Regions from separate parts of the Homo sapiens genome. Here region 2 is linked to region 1. A link is a contact called in ENCODE Hi-C or POLR2A ChIA-PET data. All regions are on one chromosome and are shown on one strand. Each heading gives the region's core, a stretch centred on a gene start or an enhancer-like site at or near the end of the contact. The rest is flanking DNA. Distances are from core to core; before and after follow the strand shown.

Evidence for each region. A loop is a pair of places that touch in the nucleus more often than their neighbours do. ChIA-PET counts read pairs that join two places held with the same protein, here RNA polymerase II (POLR2A). Pooled maps may share reads with other maps.
Region 2: a loop to region 1 is called in a map of endothelial cell of umbilical vein, with 10 times the contacts of the local background. The contact joins the enhancer-like site here to the promoter of DHODH in region 1. A Hi-C loop is called at or near these places in 1 of 168 maps with a recorded cell type or tissue (endothelial cell of umbilical vein), 1 of 37 single-sample maps with no recorded cell type and 5 of 50 pooled maps. POLR2A ChIA-PET finds 5 or more read pairs at or near these places in 2 of 52 experiments (GM12878 and WTC11).

What each region holds. Positions count from the first base shown.
Region 1 is chr16:72,005,252-72,010,631 of GRCh38, reverse strand. DHODH (dihydroorotate dehydrogenase (quinone)) reads right to left here and starts at 1,888. Exons shown (of 9, transcript NM_001361.5): 1 at 1,847-1,888. The coding sequence starts at 1,867. It also overlaps the pseudogene ATP5F1AP3. RefSeq lists silencers at 1,894-2,093, 2,037-2,136.
Region 2 is chr16:71,925,982-71,931,008 of GRCh38, reverse strand. IST1 (IST1 factor associated with ESCRT-III) reads right to left here. Exons shown (of 10, transcript NM_001270975.2): 10 at 1-3,395. The coding sequence ends at 3,196. It overlaps PKD1L3 (polycystin 1 like 3, transient receptor potential channel interacting), which reads left to right. Exons shown (of 30, transcript NM_181536.2): 29 at 826-957; 30 at 1,331-1,471. The coding sequence ends at 1,471. Among named protein-coding and RNA genes, the nearest start is that of IST1, 33 kb to the right of the region's middle. Within about 2 kb of position 1,753, at least 11 of the 41 ENCODE cell types and tissues checked have a DNase peak (open chromatin) inside an H3K27ac peak, as active enhancers do; they include endothelial cell of umbilical vein, where a contact is called at or near this core.

The DNA.
Region 1 (5,380 bases), core at 639-3,138:
TCTATCACTGCCACATGCTGAGTTATTCATTCATTAGTTCAGTCATTCATCAAATACTGATTGAGCAAAGATGACAAAACAGATCTTGCCCCTACCCTCATGGAGAGTGTGATCTTATGAAGCGACAGACAGAAATTAATGATCATGCAAATATGTAGTCATAGCAACTGTGATGAAGGATAAAAAGTATAAGGTAATGGAAGTATTCAACCTAATCTTAGAGGTAAGGAAAGGCTTCCTTAAGGAAATGACTTAAAGCTGATACTCAAGGGATAAACGAGTTGATGGGGGTCTCTCTGAACCTATTCTGGTTCAATTATTTAAAAAAATAGTTAACCAGAAGGCAGTACGGAGAGGAAAAAGTGTAAAGGCTCTCTCAGTAGCAGAAGAGAATGAAAAAGGGAGAAAGTTTGGAACAGAGGAGTGAGGGAAAGTAAGGCTTAAGACGAGGCAGGAGAAAGGAGCAGGAGTCTTGGCCAAAATAAAGATTTGGGTTTTGTTCCCTAAGCCAGGAAATGACATGATTAGATTTGCTTTTAAGGATCCTTCCAAACTGCTAAAGACATGTAGATCAAGTATTCATTGGCTGGGCGCGGTAGCCCACGCCTGTAATCCCACCACTTTGGGAGGCTGAGGCGGGAAGATCCCTTGAGGCCAATAGTTCTAGACCAGCCTGGGCAACACAGTGAGATCCCATCTCTCTCCATTTATTTATTTTAAAAAGAGACTCAGGCCGAGCGCGGTGGCTCACGCCAGTAATCCCAGCACTTTGGGAGGCTCACGAGGTGAGGAGTTCGAGACCAGCCTGACCAACATGGTGAAACTGCAGTCTCTACTAAAAATACCAAAATTAGCCAGTCGTGGTGGCGCGCGCCTGTAATCTCAGCTACGCAGGAGGCCGAGGCAGGAAAATCGGTTGAACCCGGGAGGCGGAGGTTGCAGTGAGCCAAGATCGCGCCACTGCACTCCAGCCTGGGCGACAGCCCAAGACTCCGTCTCAAATAAACATATAAAAAGAAAGTCAAGGTTATTCATTGCCTCCCTTGGAGACTGTACTCCCCCCCACCATGTCAATCAACAAATATCTGAACACCTATTTTTTTTTTTTTTTTTTTTTTTTTTGAGACGGAGTCTCGCTCTGTCGCCCAGGCCGGACTGCGGACTGCAGTGGCGCAATCTCGGCTCACTGCAAGCTCCGCTTCCCGGGTTCACGCCATTCTCCTGCCTCAGCCTCCCGAGTAGCTGGGACTACAGGCGCCCGCCACCGCGCCCGGCTAATTTTTTGTATTTTTAGTAGAGACGGGGTTTCACCTTGTTAGCCAGGATGGTCTCGATCTCCTGACCTCATGATCCACCCGCCTCGGCCTCCCAAAGTGCTGGGATTACAGGCGTGAGCCACCGCGCCCGGCCTCTGAACACCTATTACATACGGGGATACAGCTAAGAACTTTTCACAGAGACCCCCGCCCCTAACAAAACTTTACCTAAAAGGGTTGGGAGCATGTCCTACTCTAGTTTCATTCCCCGTTGGATCCGGCACACAACGCTAGGCGGTCATGTGTTCACTAAGCACCCCTGTGCCAGGCTCAAAAACATGGCCCAGGCGCAGACACTCAGATCAGCACCCACCCAGACCTGCAGGCGCTGTCTGCACACGCCTGACCGAGTCCACGTGCAAATGCACACGCACGAGCATTTGCAGGAGACCCCGGAAACACGCACACGTCCCAGGGGGGCCCACACTCCCGGAGCCGCCTTCGGTCCATGCCTCGCCCGGCCTGACTCTCCGTTCTCGCCCTCCCCGGTCCCTGGTCCCCCATCCACACTGCTCACTCGCGGGACTCACTTTCAGGTGTCTCCACGCCATGCTCCTTCCGTCATTAAGCCCGCCCCTGTCTCCCTTCCATTGGAGGAGATGGTGGCGGCCCCTCTTGTCTCCGCCCCTTAGCCGCCAACCCACCAGTCGCCGGGCAGAAGGGTTGAGAGGACGCCTCCGCGCAGCGGGGAAGGCCCGGCACCACCCCCAGGTTCTGGTTGGGTGCACGTGCGCAGTAGCGGCGGCCACGCCTCTTCCGCCCGCCCTCTCCCAGCCTGCCCGCTTGATCGCCGGCTGTTGGCGGAGATGAGATGCCGCTGCACGGTGTTTGTCCGTACTACCGCAGCCTCGAATCCAAGAGTCCGCGAGCATCAAAACACTGTGTTTCACACCAGAAATATTTGTACAGTTTTTATCACTTTAAAAAATAAATTTTACTGCTGTGTTGATATAAAGATGAATATGTTAATATATAAACTTTTTCAACTTAAAAGTTGATTTTTCTTAAGGTTTTTTAAGGAAATTAAAACATTTTCTTGAGGCCGGGCATGGTGGCTCACGCCTGTAGTCCCAGCACTTTGGGAGGCTGAGGCAGGCAGATCACTTGAGGTCAGGAGTTCGAGACCTGGTCAACACCCAAAACCCCGTGTCTACTAAAAAATAAAATAAAATACAAAAATTAGCCGGGCGTAGTGGCAGGCGCCTGTAATCCCAGGTACTCGGGAGGCTGAGGCAGGAGAATCGCTTGAACCCAGAAGGTGGAGGTTGCAGTGAGCCGAGATAGCACCACTGCACTCCAGCCTGGGCGACAAAGCAAGACTCTGTCTCAAAAACAAACAAAGAAAAATAACCAAAAAAAAAAAATTTCTTGAGATCCTAAAAGTGTCAGAGGCCCTTCCCTGGCCCTGCGCCTGTTGTGCCTCCTGGAGAAAGTGGCCCTGGTTATACCTTGGCATTGTGGTGCAACAGATGTGGAGGTATTTTTTTAAATACTGTTTCTAATCAAGACCCTGAGTGTGCAGGCCCGTTGGAGTGTGGTTTACTGCGGTGATTTTTTTTTTTTTTTTTTTTTTTTTTTGACAGAGTCTTGCTCTGTTGCCCAGGCTGCAGTGCAGTGGCGCGATCTCGGCTCACTACAAGCTCCGCCTCCCGGGTTCACGCCATTCTCCTGCGTCAGCCTCCCGAGTAGCTGGGACTACAGGCGCCCGCAACCATGCCCGGCTCATTGTTTTGTATTTTAGAGACGGGGTTTCACCGTGTTAGCCAGGATGGTACTGCGGTGATTTATGACGACCTAATGTGTCACTTTGTAGTCCTCTGAAGCAATCGTGCCCTCACGAAGAATTTTGAAATGTCTTACCTAATGATGTCCTGGCCGTTGGAGAATAGCCTCTGTAGACTTAGGTGTCAACAGCATTAATCAGATACTTATTGTTTGGAGGCTCTACACCCATCCGTGTCATTTTTGTCCAGTTGCAGTGTTCCCGCCATCAGCTGAAATAGCTGGGTTATTGTCGTAGCAGAAATTAGAGCAAAAGAAAGGTGTATGAAATATCTTGAGTCAAGCCATTTTTGAGCTTCATCAGTTGTATGAAGCTATCAAATTAGAACAAATTCACAGACCCAGCTGAGACTTAGAGACAGATTCTACTGCAATAATTTACATGCTAGGTGTTTCAGTCTACATGCAATAGAAATCATTGAAAACATTTATCAAGGTAAAAGTTATGCTTATCAACCTGTCTTCCCTTTACACTTTAATGGAATAAGTTAATTCAGCACACCTTAGTCAACATAAATCATTGCTCATCTGGGACAAAAAACTACTTACATGTTTATCCTCAGTTCTGAGCACTCTCTCACCAATTTTTTGGTCGTTTAAATTAAAACTTTTATTGATAGAGTGCTTGTGTCTTAGATAAAGCATGTATTGAAAGAATATATACAAGGACTTTACCCTTTATGAAAAGGATTGAAATGAAATTACAGCATTGTGTAAGATACCTGACTTGACTTTCAGAGATTTCATCAACATCAGGTTTCATTTAAAAATGCTTGAAACGGTCCCAGTCAGTCCAGAGGCTGCGGCTGTGGAGGTACCACCTGTGGAGAAACTGCAAAGATGCTGTCTGTGTGTGTCTCCGCGGCCGTAGCCCGTGACCTCACTCGGTGGGCAGGACTGGTCTCCAGAAATGCTTTGGGTTCATCTTTCATTGCTGCAAGGAACCTCCATGCCTCTAACACTCATCTTCAGAAGACTGGGACTGCTGAGATGTCCTCTATTCTTAAAGAGCATGTTCTTGGAGCTGATACCTCTGCTGACCTTGAAGAAACTGGGCATGTCTTAAGTATTGGTGATGGTATTGTCCATGTACATGGGCTGAGGAATGTTCCAAGCAGAAGAAATGGTAGAGTTTTCTTCAGGCTTAAAGGATATGTCCTTGAACTTCGAAACTGACAATGTTGGCATTGTAGTGTTTGAAAATAATAAAGTAAGGAAGGAGGTATAGTGAAGAGGACAGGAACCATTGTGGACGTTCCAGTCGGTGAGGAGCTGTTGGGTCGTGTAGTTGATGCCCTTGGTAATGCTATTGATGGAAAGGGTCCAATGGGTTCCAAGACCCATAAGTGAGTCGGTCTGAAAGCCCCCAGAATCATTCCTCGAACTTCAGTGTGGGAACCAATGCCGACTGGCATTAAGGCTGTGGATAGCTTGGTGCCAATTGGTCGTGGTCAGCATGAGCTCATTATTGGTGACCGAAGGACTGGGAAAACCTCAATTGCTATTGACACAATCATTAACCAGAAACATTTCAATGATAGATCTGAAGAAAAGAAGAAGCTGTACTGTATCTATGTTGCTATTGGTCGAAAGAGATCCACTGTTGCTCAGTTGGTGAAGAGACTTACAGATGCAGATGCCGTGAAGTACACCACTGTGGTGTCAGCTATGGCCTCAGATGCTGCCCTACTTCAGTACCTGGCTCCTTACTCTGACTGTTCCATGGGAGAGTATTTTAGAGACGATGGCAAATATACTTTGATCATCTATGACGACTTATCCAAACAGGCTGTCGCTTACTGTCAGATGTCTCTGTTGCTCCACCGACCCCCCTGGTCGTAAGGCCTGTCCTGGTGATGTGTTTTACCTATACTCCCGGTTGCTGGAGAGAGCAGCCAAAATGAATGATGCTTTTGGTGGTGGCTCCTTGACTGCTTTGCTAGTCATAGAAACACAGGCCGATGATGTGTCTGCTTACATTCCAACAAATGTCATTTCCATCACTGACAGACAGATCTTGGAAACAGAATTGTTCTACAAAGATATCCGCTCTGCCATTAACATTGGGTCTGTCTGTGTCTTGTGTTGGATCTGCTGCCCAAACCAGGACTATGAAGCAGGCGGCAGGTACCATGAAGCTGGAATTGGCTCAGGATCGTGAGGTTGCTGCTTTTGCCCAGTTTGGTTCTGACCTCAATGCTCCCACTCAACAACTATTGAGTCGCGGTGTGCGTCTAACTGAGTTGCTGAAGCAAGGACAGTATCCTCCCATGGTTACTGAA
Region 2 (5,027 bases), core at 504-3,003, 79 kb after region 1:
GCCCACATTATCTGGTTGACCTGAAATTGTTATAATAATCATTTTTAAGTAGGTAAAACAGTTTGGTGCTTGAAAATATTTTGCCATATAGATTTCCATCAGGGTGGCATTGACTGTAATCAACCCCTCTGTTGGGATATTTTTAAACAGTGCCCTAGTGGCAACAATGAATGGGCCAATACCAAGGGAAAATAAATACCATTTGTTGAAAAAGAACATCTAAATTTTAAACAACAGTTTTTGTTATGGGAACCATTCCAATAAGCCCAGAACTTGATATTTATGTATGCAGAAAAGTAAAGAATGGCAGAACTCAATGCTTGTACCTTTAAAAATGACAATGGAAAAAAAAAAATACTAAAAAGCCAGTTTTCTGTGGCCAACCTGTTAACTTTTATTGGAATGCTCCTGTGTTTAGGGTTGTAGTTTCTTGATATGGCAGAGACAGTGTGCATTCTCATTTCTGGTATGCATTTAATCTTTCAGTGTTTGCTTACCCCCCTCCCACTTTTAGCTTCCATGATTAGATGTATTTTTTGCCAAAACTCATGTGACATTTGAATCATTTCCAATTCCACTGCAACTCACCTGTTTTCTTGTGAAAGCCCTGCAGTCACAATTATCTTAACCTCCTTAAAATGAGTCATTCCTGCTCTTCTGTCCATTTAAAAGTATTTTCCTTCTTATTATCTTTTGACTCTCTCCCTAAGTTTCCTTCGGATAAGCTTTTCTTCTGATAAGATCCCAAACACTAGCATATAGCTTATGTTTGTAAAGTATAAACTAAATTGTCAGTCACTGCAAGTGTTCTTATTGTTTTCCCAGGTTTTCGCTTTAGACCCAGTCCTGGGCACCTTTCTGATCCTCACCAGTGTCATCTTGATGGTACTTGTGGTAATTAATCTTTTCGTTTCGGCCATTCTCATGGCCTTTGGAAAAGAAAGAAAGTCGCTTAAGGTAGGTAACTAAAAGATAAACTAGCATGCTGTTATATCACTGGGAAAGCTCCACTGTAACTGCCCCTAAGATGACGGGCTGACATAATTTATAATGCACAGTATCATATTCCCTTTATTAGTTTCAAAAGCTCTGCCAGCTATCTTCCTAGGAAACCCAATTTATAAGACTACATAATATTCTATAGCCATTGTCCTATAAATAGTTGGCTCGCAACCATTAGTGGAAACACTCCAATGCCTGACTGCAAATTATTAAAGAAATAGTATCTTTACATTTACTAATTTTTTAAAAATCTTTGGTACTTTTTTTACTCCACTATTAGCAGTAATTTCAATTTTCTCACTTTTCTCTTTTTGTCTTCAATACTCAGAAAGAAGCTGCACTAATAGATACACTGCTACAGAAGCTCTCAAATTTGTTAGGAATCAGTTGGCCCCAAAAAACCTCATCTGAGCAAGCAGCCACGACAGCAGTGGGCAGTGACACTGAAGTTTTAGATGAACTACCTTAATCCTGTTATCTCCTACTTGGCTTAGTATTTATTAGCGTATTACTACTTATCTTTGCATGGCATAGCTTTAAAATTATAATATACTTTGTTTTTAATTCTGTAAGTTAGGAATCAAAATCCCCTTGGTCCCAAGTTCTTATGGATCTTGGCACTGTCAAGATAGGATTAACAATGCAAGAATACTACGAGACAAACTAGCTCTGCTGCCAAGCAGCAAGTAACAGAACTCACCACCCATGGCCCAGGATGGCTGCGGGAAATGAAGCAGTCAGAAGTGAGCTCACTGCAACTTACTAAAAATAAACATCCAAGGATGAGGCATGGCAGATGCGGAGCCCTGCCACTGAGGAAGACCAAGGAAATTCACAGATGCTATCTGGGCTATCTAAATACAGAGATCAAAATGAGCTCTGTACTGCTCCAGGAATCCTGAAACTAAGGGCTGGTTTACATGGATCACTTGGTTAAAATATTCTCCACTAAAATCCAGATTTATACTTCATCATCTGACCAAACAGTAGAGAAAGCAGGACACAGGATCTTTAACTTTATTAGCAGCTACTGAGCTACAGAATACAAACCAACTGAAAACATTAAAGAAAGGCTGCCTGAAACAAGTATGTACAGGTATACTACACAGAAGCAAAAGCTGTATCATCCAATCCCAAAGCCACCCCTGTGGGGAAGGATGACCTTAGCTATGGGCCAAAGGAGTAACAGAAGTTATGACATAAGAGTCCCATCCATCCAGGAAAGCAGTGAACAACTACAGCTGCATGGGCACCAAAAATTTTTCTGAGATTAGTTTTAAAGGTTCCATGAATCAAAGTTTTCAAATGAAAACAGGTACCCCTCTTTTCCTGTAGGCTTTCCAGCTCACTACCCAAAAGACTTGAGTACTTCTATTAAGGCAGCTGGAAGCCCACCCTAGGACTTGAATGGCACCTTGTCCTTTCTCTGCCAGTAATGCAATCCAACACAATATGCTACAGGGAAAACAGAATTTCCACGGTGCCGCCCTCTGGTACAAGGGAAACAGCACGCAAAGCAAAAGGCCACAGAGGGCTCCCTGAGAATCCAGTACAACTAAGCGAGGCCTTCAACTGTCAAGACAAACTTTGCAACTGGATCCCGGTGGGACAGTGCCCTGCAGCGAGGAGTACTGTATATGCCAATGAGAGGGCCCAGCTTCCAGGAACCGTTACAATGGCGTCCCGAGTCATTTTCCCTCTCCCACTTGCATTCGAGAGTGAGAAAACACACAAGGTGGCCTTGATTCTCACTCACCACAATCCCCCTGTACAGAGGGGTCTGTTTCTAAGTCTGGAACCTCAACACGAGGCTGGGATGCTTCACAACGTGCTCTCTCCCACTGTCCAGCCATCTTTGGTGGTCTTCCCACAGTGCTTCCCCCATCCTCTCACACTCCTGTGGAGGGACCATGGGACGGGCCAGGAGGAAACCTGGGATCACTCTGACAGGAAACGGACAAGCACAGCTGCCAGGAGCCAGTTGCTCTGGCCTCAGTCTCCAATTGTTAGTCTCAGGATCAACAGAGAACTGGAAAGCAGCAGAATCTGGAGGAGCAGGAAGAGAGCCCAGAGGGAGTGTTGTGCTGAGTGACGGTTAACAGATGAAACAGAATTTCATGGAGATTCTTTGTTACAAGGAGAAATTGCTCAGTCTCAACTCCCAAAACGTGAAAGTTGCCTGGTTTAAGAGACCTATGTTTTCTTTTTCAGCTCTTCAAACCTCCGGGAAAGATCATCAAAGTCAATGTCTTCAGATGCTGAGGTGCTGGCACCAGCAGATGCAGTTGGTAGTGTGTCTGGCACAGATGGCAACTCTGGTAGGACAAAGTTGTCATAGTTATCTGCAGGTCTGGAAGGAAGCTTTGCAGAGGCTTCTGGCTTGGGTCCAGGACCTAATTAGGGCAAGGAGCACAACGTTACAAATACCAGAGAAATGACTCAGATCCCCTTTGGCAGTAAAAATAAAATGATCAAAACACAGGAGAAAACCTTAGTTCACAAACTTTTTTTTTTTTTTTTGAGACAGTCTCCCTCTGTCACCCAGGCTGGAGTGCAGTTGGCGTGATCTCAGCTCACTGCACCTCTGCCTCCTGGGTTCAGGCAATTCTCCTGCCTCAGCCTCCTGAGTAGCTGGGATTACAGGCGCATGCCACCACACCTGGCTAATTTTTGTATTTTTAGTAGAGAGAGGGTTTCACCAGGTTGGCCTTGAACTCTGATCTCAAGTGATCCACACACCTCAGCCTCCCAAAGTGCTGGATTACAGGTGTGAGCCACCGCATCTGGCTAAAAAAAAGTTAATTCTAGAGGCTAATAAACATTTGAATGACAGTTAATATCTACATTTTCTAATTAGGGTTGAATCCTGTTTTACTTTCCTGTGGTGAGAAAAAAGTTTAAGGGAAATCAAAGTGGGATACATGGGGCCACATCCACAGAGCAATCGACTGTTCCTTTTCATAAGGTCTGTTACTTTACCAACTAAGTCCAAGGAGTGATAATAGGATTCTGATAGAACAAACACTGCTTCCTTAAGAACCAACATTCTTTAGGGATTGGGGGCAAAGTTTTTTTAAAGGAATATAATGTCCAAGTTATTTTGTTATAATAGTCTGATCTGTATTTCCAGTCTTCCATCTAGTATTTTATATTAAGATCATGCCCCCACACACATCTACTGTATGTTTCCTTAAGTTCTAGATTCAGGAAAACTAAATTACAAAAAAATCAAAATAGTGCTCTGACTCTGGAGGGAAGGGCAGAGTTGACTGGCAACAAGGGAACTTTGAGGTAAGAGTAATGTTGTATACCTTGATCAGAGAGTGGAATTGTCTGTGTATACACTTAAAATGTATGGGTTTGCCGGGCGTGGTGGCTCACGCCTGTAATCCCAGCACTTTGGGAGGCCGATGTGGGCAGATCACAAGGTCAGGAGATCAAGACCATCCTGGCTAACATGGTGAAACCCCATCTCTACTAAAAATACAAAAAAAAATTAGCCAGGCGTGGTGGGGGATGCCTGTAGTCCCAGCTACTTGGGAGGTTGAGGCAGGAGAATGGCGTGAACCCGGGAGGTGGAGCTTGCAATGAGCCGAGATCACGCCACTGCATTCCAGCCTGGGTGACAGAGCAAGACTGCCTAAAAAAAAAAAAAACTATGAGTTTTTTTAAAATGTAAATTGTATCTCCATAAGACAACTGTCTAATATTATTTATATTCTTTTTAGACAAAGTCTCACTCTGTCGCCCAGGCTGGAGTGCAATGGCATAATCTTGGTTCACTACAACCTCCGCTTCCCGGGTTCAAGAGATTCTTCTGCCTCAGCTTCCCGAGTAGCTGGGATTACAGGCGCCTGCCACCACACCCAGCTAATTTGTGTATTTTTAGTAGAGACAGGGTTTCACCATGTTGACCAGCCTGGTCTTGAACACCTGACCTCAGGTGATCTGCCCACCTAGGCCTCCCAAGGTGCTGGGATTACAGGGGTGAGCCACCGCACCCGGCCTCTAATTTTAAAAGTATT